Regions from separate parts of the Mus musculus genome. Here region 1 is linked to region 2. A link is a contact called in ENCODE Hi-C or POLR2A ChIA-PET data. All regions are on one chromosome and are shown on one strand. Each heading gives the region's core, a stretch centred on a gene start or an enhancer-like site at or near the end of the contact. The rest is flanking DNA. Distances are from core to core; before and after follow the strand shown.

Region 1 (5,138 bases), core at 2,218-4,717, 290 kb before region 2:
TTGGTCCAAGACAGAAGAAAGTGATATGAATGTGGCAGGTTCAAACAGGCAAGCTACTCTATAAGTCCCTGGCACTCTCCAGAAGCTCAGAAAATGCAAAAGCTGCAAGTGTTTCTGAGTTGACAGGCTCATGAGCAGCTAGTGTGGTAAGGCCTCACACCGAGAACTTAGCACAAATGAGCGTATAATGGGACTAGGGGGAATGTAACTGTGTTTGAAGGCTTCAATAAAAGGAAACCAAACTAGGGTATGCTACAGACATAACAAATGTCAGTGCTTATCTATGAAAAGTCAGTGGATAGATGAGGCAATCTCACAGAAGTACTTGGTCTTTCCTAAAAAGTAAATTATCTGCCTTATATTTGTACCTAATCTAAGGGAATAAGTTTAAAATTATCAGTAGCCATTAAATGCCACTGATTTATGTGTTCTGTTGAATCCAGGAGAGTTTTATCTTGAAACTTATGACATTTTAGTGGACTAATTTTTTCTCACTTGTCTTCTTCTCTTTCCTAACATAGCTTCCCAAAGGACTGTGTCCTTTGATCTGGTGATCCACGGGCACTCACTGGATGTTGGAACTGAGTCACAGAGATGAAGGTTCTTCATCACCGGACTGAAAACCATCACCAAAGTAGTCTTCCAAGGCCCCTCTTCCCCCTAGACTGCCGAGTCAGGTAACCAGGTTCTCTATCCCCACCCCTCACCCCCAACCCCAAGTCTGGGAACCAAGGCTCTATCCACGCACCCCATCTACAACCCATGCCTAATATACATTTTGGGTTTGGCAATTCTCAAACTGAACATGGCAAGTTTTTCTCCATCTACACCTCTTTCCGGGATTCCCTTCCCTCAATACTTTTCTCCTATCTTTCAAGGTTCAATTCAAATAAGGCATCCCTAAGAATCCTTCCTGGAATATTCCAGACACAAGAAAACACTTCTTTGACCTTTCCCAGTACTTTCTGTGTCCCCCTCATGGCATTTTCCTAGCCCTGCTTCATAATGCTCTCATTAGTGCATTTATTCCTATACTTTTGCACTGGAGACTGCTGGAAAGCAATAATGCAATGGTCTTTAGATTCCCACACAGCACCTACATGAGAGGGGCTTGATAAAACCCAGTGCAGTGAGAGGTATTTCACTGTTAAAATTCTTTGGCTAATCCTAACCAATCTTAGGTCATGTTCTAGTATGTTTAGCTCTGGTATTACAATAAAGAATTGAAAGCAAAAAGCAGGAAGCCTAGGGATAAGTTTGCAAGGGAGTGGGACTACTCTGTATTTAGGATGAGCTAGAAGTTGGGGTAGGAGAGAGAACAGTTATTAAGAAAGACTACAAGAATGTCTAGAATGAATATCAAATAGGGATCAGTGTCTTTTATTGAACTAGAAAAGCCTAGAAGTACAATTGTTAAATATTAGAACTTGACAATAGCTCTGCTATATTACCTCAACCTTCATTTTGTAGCTCTTAACCTTAACTTGACCTATTATTGTTCCTTGCCCTGGTAAAACCAATTTGTTATTGTGCTGTGTCAGGAACCTCATGGACTTTAGAGATCCCCTAGGCTAGATAGCCTAAACGTTGCAAAGGTTGTAAATGCGCCTGTTTGTTTTTTCCCATATAAAAACTGCTTCTGGGGACTGTCTGAAGTCACAGTTCTGGATCCTGACTCCTCACTGAATCCTTTAGTAAAATCAGTCTTGGAGTGTTCGTTCAATAAACCAACCATACCTGAATGGAACTGGTGTCTCAGTGGTACCTGGAACACAATAACTTGAAAAGGAAGAAAGAATTGTGGGTTCATTTATTAACATGTAAAACTTTGATGTCTGAAAGAAGACTCCCAAATAAAATTTCTAGGAGGACTCTTAGCACAGATATAATAATGTCATACCACTCCAGGCTTTGTTTTAAGTTTAAGAACGTTGTAAAATACTTTCCTTTTTCATGTGATGAAACTGAAGTTATCCTCTGTTAAGTTAGGCTCTATCACCTAACTTAGCTCAAGCCAGAGAGTCTGCTGCCATTTTAGAAATCTTATTTAAGCTGTATGTGGAGATTCTGACTCCTCATGGTCCTCAGGGAAGTTAAAGGTAATTGTTTGGATGATTTCCCACTTGTATTAGGACTGAATGTAAAACAATCTCAGCAACACATAAGCTTTCAAACAGCCCCCAGGATAATCCAACTTCTGTTAACATGCACTGAAAATGGCTCGTCACTTCTAACAAAGTATTTCAATGCAGAATTAAAACTATGTAAATATACTAGAATTTTCCTCTTGGGGCCACCTTAAAAAGCTGCTGATTCAAGGTACATTTCCAAATCTGATCAGGAAAGGGGTGGAGGGGGCTGGTGAGATGGCTCAGTGGGTAAGAGCACCAGACTGCTCTTCTGAAGGTCCGGAGTTCAAATCCCAGCAACCACATGGTGGCTCACAACCATCCGTAACAAGATCTGATGCCCTCTTCTGGTGTGTCTGAAGACAGCTACAGTGTACTTACATATAATAAATAAATCTAAAAAAAAAAAAAAAAAAAAAAAAAAAAAAACCTATGGCAGGAAAGGGGTGGAGGTGGGAGCTTTGACAACTGTGGCCAATTTTAAAAAGGTTTTAAATTATTGACCATATATGGAGCTGACAGGAATTCTGGCTTTCTAAAGAAAACACAGTTTGTCTTTCCAAACCCGGGTTACCCAAAGAACCATCAATAAAAGTTTAAACAAAGTGTGTTCTCTTGGTCCTTCCCTTCCTCTTAGGAAATTAACCATTCTAGCAACATAACAGAAAAGGCACTCATTTTGCTCAAACAAGTTCAAATAAAGCTTTCTCTATAATGGCCTCATGTAGCCTTGGGGGGCGGGATCCAGATAGTGATCAGGAGCGGGAGGGGGAGGGAGAGGGGAGCGGGAGAGGGAGGGGGAGAGGGACCGAGTTGGGAGTGGGGCCCGGTTTGCAGGGAGTACAGGCGGAAGAGAGGGAGCCTTCCGGACACTCTGTGCCCTCCCCAGCGCTTCTTCGCTTTCTCTGGGAATACTCTCAAGGTGTTCTCCACAGGCCGCTCCCTAGGTCCGCCCAGTCCTCCCTGGTCGCCATTAGGCTTTAGTGGGATGGACCGCTGGCCAGTCTCCAGCAGCTAGGCGGCTCGTGGTCAGCTCCTGCCAGTGACTCACTCGAGCCAGCGAGTACGCCGGCCCGGCAGCCTCGGCTTTCTCCGGGCCGGGCCGGCCAGCAGCGCCCTGCCGGGGCTTCACGCTCCTCGGCGTGCTCAGACTCCTGCTCCCGATCCTCCGCGCCCGTCCTGCGCACTTGAGCCCGGGCCTCCACCGGGGTCGGTTAGCCAGAGCCCACCCTCAGCTGCCCACAGCCCTGTACCGTGCGGGCCCAGTCCTCCACCGGGCCAGGCCGAGACTCCTCACCTTCATCACAGCCGCCAGTCTGGCCGCCCGGGACCGAAAGTGAAAGTGAAGGTGGACCGGCAGGGCACGTGGGGCTGAGGGTGAAGTGAACCTGCTAAGGCGCTAAAAGAGAGCAAGCCTAAGGGATCTAGCCAGGGCTTCGGGAACTCAAAGTTAGGGACCCTGATAGGGAATGCATTCTCCAGGACTGGCAGAGCACCAGGCAGGGAGGCGCACCCATCAAAACGTGGACTTTTTTCTCCTCCACATCTCGTGGTGTATTTGTTTTGTTTGCTAACTTCACTAACGGAAGAAATGCAGCAATGTGCAAAGGTAGTGCTCAAAATGGCATTGGCCTGCCAACTTGGAAGGACACCTATTGGATGCAGATGTTTTCATCTGAGAGCCCTGCCCCACCCCCAAAAGATTCAACCTGGGAAGTCAAATTCTGAGTGCTCTGGGGATTTTCTGTTCAGTGTAGGTACCTTATATGCTGGGGGGGGGGGGGGGGAGATTAGAGGTGGCCCCCAGAACTTCCCTACCCCTAATAAGGAAAAGACACTACACTACAGAGGATTGCTATTTATTTATTTATTTTTGGTTTTTCAACACAGGATTTCTCTGTGCAGCCCTAGCTGTCTTGAAACAGCCCTAGCTGTAGATCAGTCTGACCTCGTACTTGCCGATCCGCCTGGAGAGCCGGGATCAAAGGCGTGTGCTACCGCTGCCAGGCAAGGTTAGATGGCTTAGTGGTTAAGAACCCGCTGCTCTTTCAGAGTTCATTTGTTCAATTCCCAAGAAACTATAGGGTGGCTCACGACCATCTAGAAAGGAATCTGATGCCCTCTTCTGGCAGGTAGGTGAACATGCAGCACTCCTACATTTAAATAAATAAATTTAAAGCCAGTTTTACACAGAAGTAATCAAACACACATTCTAGTTCCTGTCCAAATATTATCCTGGCTGTTCCCCAGTTTGCTTAGGCCTAGTTCTCAGTGTCCTGCCCTTTGAGAACTTGGCATCCAAGCCTCTGAGCATTATTTCTCAACACTGTTTTCAATGCTTGTTTTTGCAAAAACTATGTACCACCAGGGACATTTTTTTTTCTTACAAAGGAAAACATTTAATTGGGGGCTGGGTTACAGTTTCAGAGGTTTAGTCCATTATCAGCATGGTGAGAAGTATGGAATGGTGCAGGCAGACTTGTGCTGGAGGAACCAAGCGTTATATTTGATCCGAATGTAGCCAGAAGAATACTCAGATTCTACACTGTTCAGAGCTTGAGCATTGGTTAGCTCAAAGCCCAACTCCACAGTGATGGACTTCCTCTAACAAGGCCACACCTCTTCATAGTGCCACTCCCTATGGGCCAAGCATAGAAACACATCAGTCTATGAGGGCTAAACTTATTCAAACTAGCACATTTATGCACAACATAAACTAGGCCTGATTAAGGTGGATAATATAATATCCTTTCTCCCACCCCAAGAGATAAAGCATCATATATAGTCCAGCCTGGACTGAATTCATGGGCTACCTACTTCAGCCTTCAGAGTAGTTGGTACTGTGGTATATACCAACCACTACATCCTGAAATCTTTGTGTCCTTGTGGCCTACCAACAACTAAACTACTAAAATACATAGTGCATCTATGGAACAGTACTAAAAATAAAACCCAGCTCCCTGTAATTTTCAGTCACCTTTTAAGAAACTGAGCCAAGCAATCCTAAAA
Region 2 (5,302 bases), core at 1,124-3,623:
TGATTATTATCTTGTGTGTCAACATGACCAAAAAAAGGCATCTCAGCATGCCCAGCTAATTGGTTAGACATCATTCGAGGAGTGCCTGAGAAGTGTTTCTGTATGATGGTAAGCATTTGGGTGCCTATACTGATTATTTATAATAAATCAAATGTCATTTTACTGCACACATACCATCACAAACCCTAAAAAAATTACAGTTGACAATGAGCTACACATAAAGCAGTTCCACGTTAATATTGCTTAATGTCAGAGCAGGCTCAACTCACTCTTGGATTTACATAAAATTGGAATCCCCTATCAATACATTTGTCAGAATCTGTCTCCACTGTTAACTAAGTGATGCATGACTGTACATGTTTCTTATTGGTTGTCTCTGTAAGACTTTAATACAGTTGTACAGAGATAACAATAAAACAATAAAAGTGAATCCACAATAGACATTTGCTTTATATGACCTGGGGTTTGAAGAATGAGCAGTTTTCTACAGACAAAAATCAAAGAAAATCTTTTTACATGAGGATCATGATCAGGATTACAAAAATCCCTTGCTTCATATTAGGGTATAACTCACAAACTAGGCTGGATACCAATATTAATATAAATTTACTAGTTTACAAACTACCCATATTAGCCAGGCATGTTAGTGCATGCTTTTAATCTCAGAATTCAAGTTGGCAGAGGCAGGCTGATCTCTTTGAGTTTGAAGATAGTCTAGTCTACATAGTGGAGAGCCAGGTCTATACAGAGAGTCTCTGTCTCAAATAAATAAAAATAAAATAAAAAGTACCCATATTCGATGGGTGTTCTCATACTGTAAAGTCATAAAAACATTCAGCTTGCTTATATGTACAAATACAATAAACACAAAATAGTTAACCAAGATCCATGTAAGAAATACGTAATTCAACCCAAATTTTGAAAGTTTTAGTGTTTTTAACAAACCTTGTTTAACATGTTAAGATGCACAATAATGAACAATAAATATATAACCATAATACATGGCTCAGAATGTAACGGTTTATAGGAACTATAGAATTAATACGTATGACGTATGGTAGATGCCTAATTTAGAAATATGTATGTGTATATACATATATATATATGTATGTATGCACACACACACATACACACACTAAAAGCAGGCAACTTTCAAAAACCTCCTACTATGTATAGCCATCCATCAGATATCTGATGGGGAGCCCCATCTCATACCAAAAGCCTTGAAGATAGCCAAGGCTCCCATATACAATGCTGTATTTGAATATAATCTGCTCAATACTTTATCTCTAAGTCACCGATACCTAATAAGGTATAAAGGCACTTAAGTAGTTCATCTGTTTTATTTTCCCCCTTGTTAAAAAAAAAGTCTGTACATACTCCGAACAGACACATTTTCCCCAAATATATTTTATCTGCAGTTGGTTGAACCCACCAACGCAGAACCCTTGTAGGGTAAGCTGTCATATTTATTTCCTCTGCACCAACAACATCCATTTTGGGGTTATAAAGTTCAAGGAAATAATTCAAAATATAAAGTGTTGTGCATGAATATATTCCATATTTCCTTATTTATTAATAAAAAAACAAAGAAATAAAATGGGAACGGTTCATTGTAAACTTAAACAATTCAAAATAATGGTCATAAAGATTGTGCACCAAGAGGAAAACCTTAATCTAATATTAACTGAAAATTCAGGAAACAATTACGATTATTGGTTTACTTTTTATGCTATTTAATTCCACCGAACATTTCAGCTATACTCACTAGAAAAATAGAAAAACTATCTGAAAGTGATCAAATGAGAGCGCGTTTGCAATATGGGATGCTAGCCACGATCTAAGCAGCTTTCAGGATGACAACAGGCCGGGCCTCCAGCTTCCCAGCTGCTGTAACGAAGACGAAAGCTTTGGATATAGTTTCTAGTTCAGTATCCTGGCTTTTACGTAGCCCAGTGCAGCTAGCTGCTCCTTGTCCAGCCACCAAGACATCATTCCTACCTACTCTAGAAGTCCAGGGCAGTATGTACCCCCCCCCCCCCCCATTAGTTGAGATTCAAGCGCCCAACAAAACGGGCTCTTATGGAGCTTGCGATCTCCGCCCCAGGACCCTACTTCCATCTCTCCAGATCATCCGACCCTCTCTGTTTTGGCAAACAAGAACCACCCGAGAAGCACTTTAAAGACATTGGCACCTCACTTACCCCTGGAGCAGAGCCCATCAGCGTTGCTGCCACCCTACCTCAGACGTGTTGCCACCGCCGCGTTTACAGGGCGCAGGCGCACCACCACTCACGCGAGCCAGGAGGGGCGTGTTGCGCAGGCGCAGAATCTTCCAAGCCCGACACCCGCGCGACTCGGTGCGCAAGCGCAGTCTGTCGCTGGGGCTTGCGGGAAGGCAGACATGGCCGGGGTTGGCGCAGTTTCGAGGCTTCTTCGCGGGCGGCGCTTGGCGTTAACTGGGGCGGTGAGTTAGTGCCACGAAATGGCAGGCGCTAGGAGTGCGCCACGATTCCACCCGAGTTGGCCTGAGTCTGGGAAGGTGCAGTGGGCCGAAGCCGACTGCTTTCCGGCGAAGGTCACGACCCCGAGGTCGCGGGCGTGGAGTCTGGCCTTCCCCGTCTTGGTCTAGCGAAGTTCTCCAAGGTTAAAGGGAGGGACCGGCCTGTTGCATTCTGGATGCGGACGGGTCTGCGAGTAATCCGTTGGTAGTCTGGGTGTCGACACTAAGACTTATAAGTGATGAGCTTACAGGTTTTGTGTAGTGGCCTTAGCTACTGTTTTTAAATATCAAAGAGATATTTGAAGATACCAGGTGAGACTTCTGCACCGTGTTCATCCAGTCTTGCGACTTCTTTTTGCATTTGAAGAGGTACACAGTGACTCAGGGTTGCAGGGGTCTGATGTTGGCCTCCCAGATTGTCAGATCTTGTCTCAGTGCACTCTTTGCCGGTCACCTGTTATTCGTCACACTCCTAGGGTTTTATTAACGTAAACTAAATTTGACAGGTTGGGTTCTTTAAAGTTCTGTCTCACCTACCTACTTAACAATTTAATTACAAAGTAAAGGCCCTAAGACATTGAACAGTATCGACTTGCATTGTGCATCAAATTATGGCTGCAGTTGTCTATTTTCTGAAATAGATATTAAAATGCATGTTCAATGAAATGTTCAAGGGTTAGTTGGCAGCTATTCTTGCAAGGCCAGAAGGCATTTTCAAACCTTGATAATTTCTGTGATTTGTATTTGCTGCCACAAACTCCTACTTCCACCTCTATCCCTTGGGCTCTGCAAGAAGGGTTTTAAGTCCTGATCATTGAAGCCCTTTACAGGAGATAATAAGTCAGCCACCTATAATTGTAGCAGAATTCTTTTGTAGCAGAAATAGGTGAGCCCACCCCATGCCCAGGATTCACTCCACACACTCAAGGAAAAAAAAAAAAAATAATGATAGTCTGAGCCCAGCTCTGGCTAATGCCCAAAAGGAACAGTCAAGGATAGAAGATTTTTATTAACTTGTATACACCTTAGGTTTATGCTTACCACATATGTTGGCATCCTTAAATTCCTTTCCTATTCCAGATCCAGTTTATGCTTTGACCAGTTTAGACAGAGACAGGAGACTGCAAGTCTGGCCACTTAGGCAGGTGGGAGATTTGCACAGCAAAGGTATTTTTCATTGCCTGAATTGTTTTTAAGTGCATCTTTATTGTTCCTGCCTATGGGCATCTCGTCCAGCTGTCAGAATTAGGCTTTGTTAAGAAGAGAAGTGGAGCTTTATGGAATACCATATTTAAAGTTTATTGTCACCCGGGACTGCCTTCTAGAGGAATGGTCTTTGAAAGAGAAATGGGCTTACTAGTTGTAATTCGGTTTGTCTCCTTTGTTAAGGGAAAGAGTCTAATGGCTGCTCAATCCTGCTGAAGAAACATTTACATCCTAGAATCCTTAATTTTACTTATGTCCAACAGGCCTGGTGTCTTAGTCAGGGTTTCTATTCCTGCACAAACATCATGACCAAGAAGCAAGTTGGGGAGGAAAGGGTTTATTCAGCTTACACTTCCATACTGCTGTTCATCACCAAAGGAAGTCAGGATAGGAACTCAAGCAGGTCAAAAAGCAGGAGCCGATGCAGAGACCATGGAGAGATGTTCTTTACTGGCTTGCTTCCACTGGCTTTCTCAGCCTGCTTTCTTATAGAACCCAAGACTGCCAGCCCAGAGATGGCACCACCCACAAGGGGCCTTTCCCCCTTGATCACTAATTGAGGAAATGCCTTACAGTTGGATCTCATGGAGGCATTTCCTCAACTGAAGCTCCTTTCTCTGTGATAACTCCAGCCGTGTCAAGTTGACACAAAACTAGCCAGTACACCTGGTTACTATAGTCATATCTTTGAGGTATTTTTGAAGGCAACACTTCCTTAGCTAAATACTATTTTGTGTGACTTAATGTCTCCTAAGCAAGCCTTTTAATAAATCCTTTATAAAATCAATCCTTTTGCTTCATTTCTTGTACATCAGTGTCCTCGTCCTAGGCTGGTGCTCAGTGATTCCTCTGGAGACTAAGACCTAGATATTGACTTTGATTTCAGTCTGGAGTAAAATTCCAGTTGAAAGTGAGAGTACGGTTCTAAGCATGTGAGACCAGGCTGCACAACTTTCTTTGCATAGGGGCATAATTGGAAACTATTTCTTTCAAACCTCCCTTAGTTGAATCATATTAGCTGCAGCATGTTACCTCCTTTGTGGTGGTGCTTCATAACTGTTCTGTGGTTAAGAACCAGTAAGCAGGATAATAAGACAGGAAAAACAGGATTGACACACAAATGGCACCTCTTAAAGTACGCCTTTTGGTTTTAAGAAAGTCTCTTTATGAGGATGGCTGTTCTTATGAAAATTCTGCCCTCTAACTGAATATTTGTTGGCATTTGAAGTTTGTGGGGTTTTTTTTGTTGTTTTTGTTTTTTTTTTTAATGAGGAATTTGAGTTTACCAAAGAACAGAATCAAGTTAGCAGAAAAAGAAATTTGTGACTATCGACTGAGAAGTGCTGAAGACAAGGAATTGTATTGTCCTGTCAAGGTTTTCTATATTGACAAACACTTTCAAGTTATCAACTCATCAGATTTATTTTGCCTTTGTTTTGCTTTGCATGGTTCCAATACACTGATGTGACTCACGTTTAAAGGAAAAATAAGAACAAGGGCAGCTGACTTCTATAAAGTTTGTAGAAATTCTTAGGAAAAATACATGAAGCATCATAGTAAAATACATCTTTTCTTTGGATGAGTTGTTTTTAG

Evidence for each region. Hi-C counts contacts between places; a loop is a spot of excess contacts on that map. ChIA-PET counts read pairs that join two places held with the same protein, here RNA polymerase II (POLR2A).
Region 1: a map of v-Abl transformed pro-B cells shows a loop between it and region 2 (2.4-fold over the local background). The contact joins the promoter of Erap1 here to the promoter of Sdha in region 2. A Hi-C loop is called at or near these places in 1 of 37 maps with a recorded cell type or tissue (v-Abl transformed pro-B cells). POLR2A ChIA-PET finds 5 or more read pairs at or near these places in 1 of 5 experiments (Patski).

The regions. Positions count from the first base shown.
Region 1 is chr13:74,638,182-74,643,319 of GRCm38, reverse strand. Erap1 (endoplasmic reticulum aminopeptidase 1) reads right to left here and starts at 3,467. Exons shown (of 19, transcript NM_030711.5): 1 at 3,427-3,467.
Region 2 is chr13:74,347,311-74,352,612 of GRCm38, reverse strand. It overlaps Sdha (succinate dehydrogenase complex, subunit A, flavoprotein (Fp)), which reads left to right and starts at 2,373. Exons shown (of 15, transcript NM_023281.1): 1 at 2,373-2,467. The coding sequence starts at 2,405. It overlaps Ccdc127 (coiled-coil domain containing 127), which reads right to left and starts at 2,296. Exons shown (of 3, transcript NM_001168659.1): 1 at 2,205-2,296.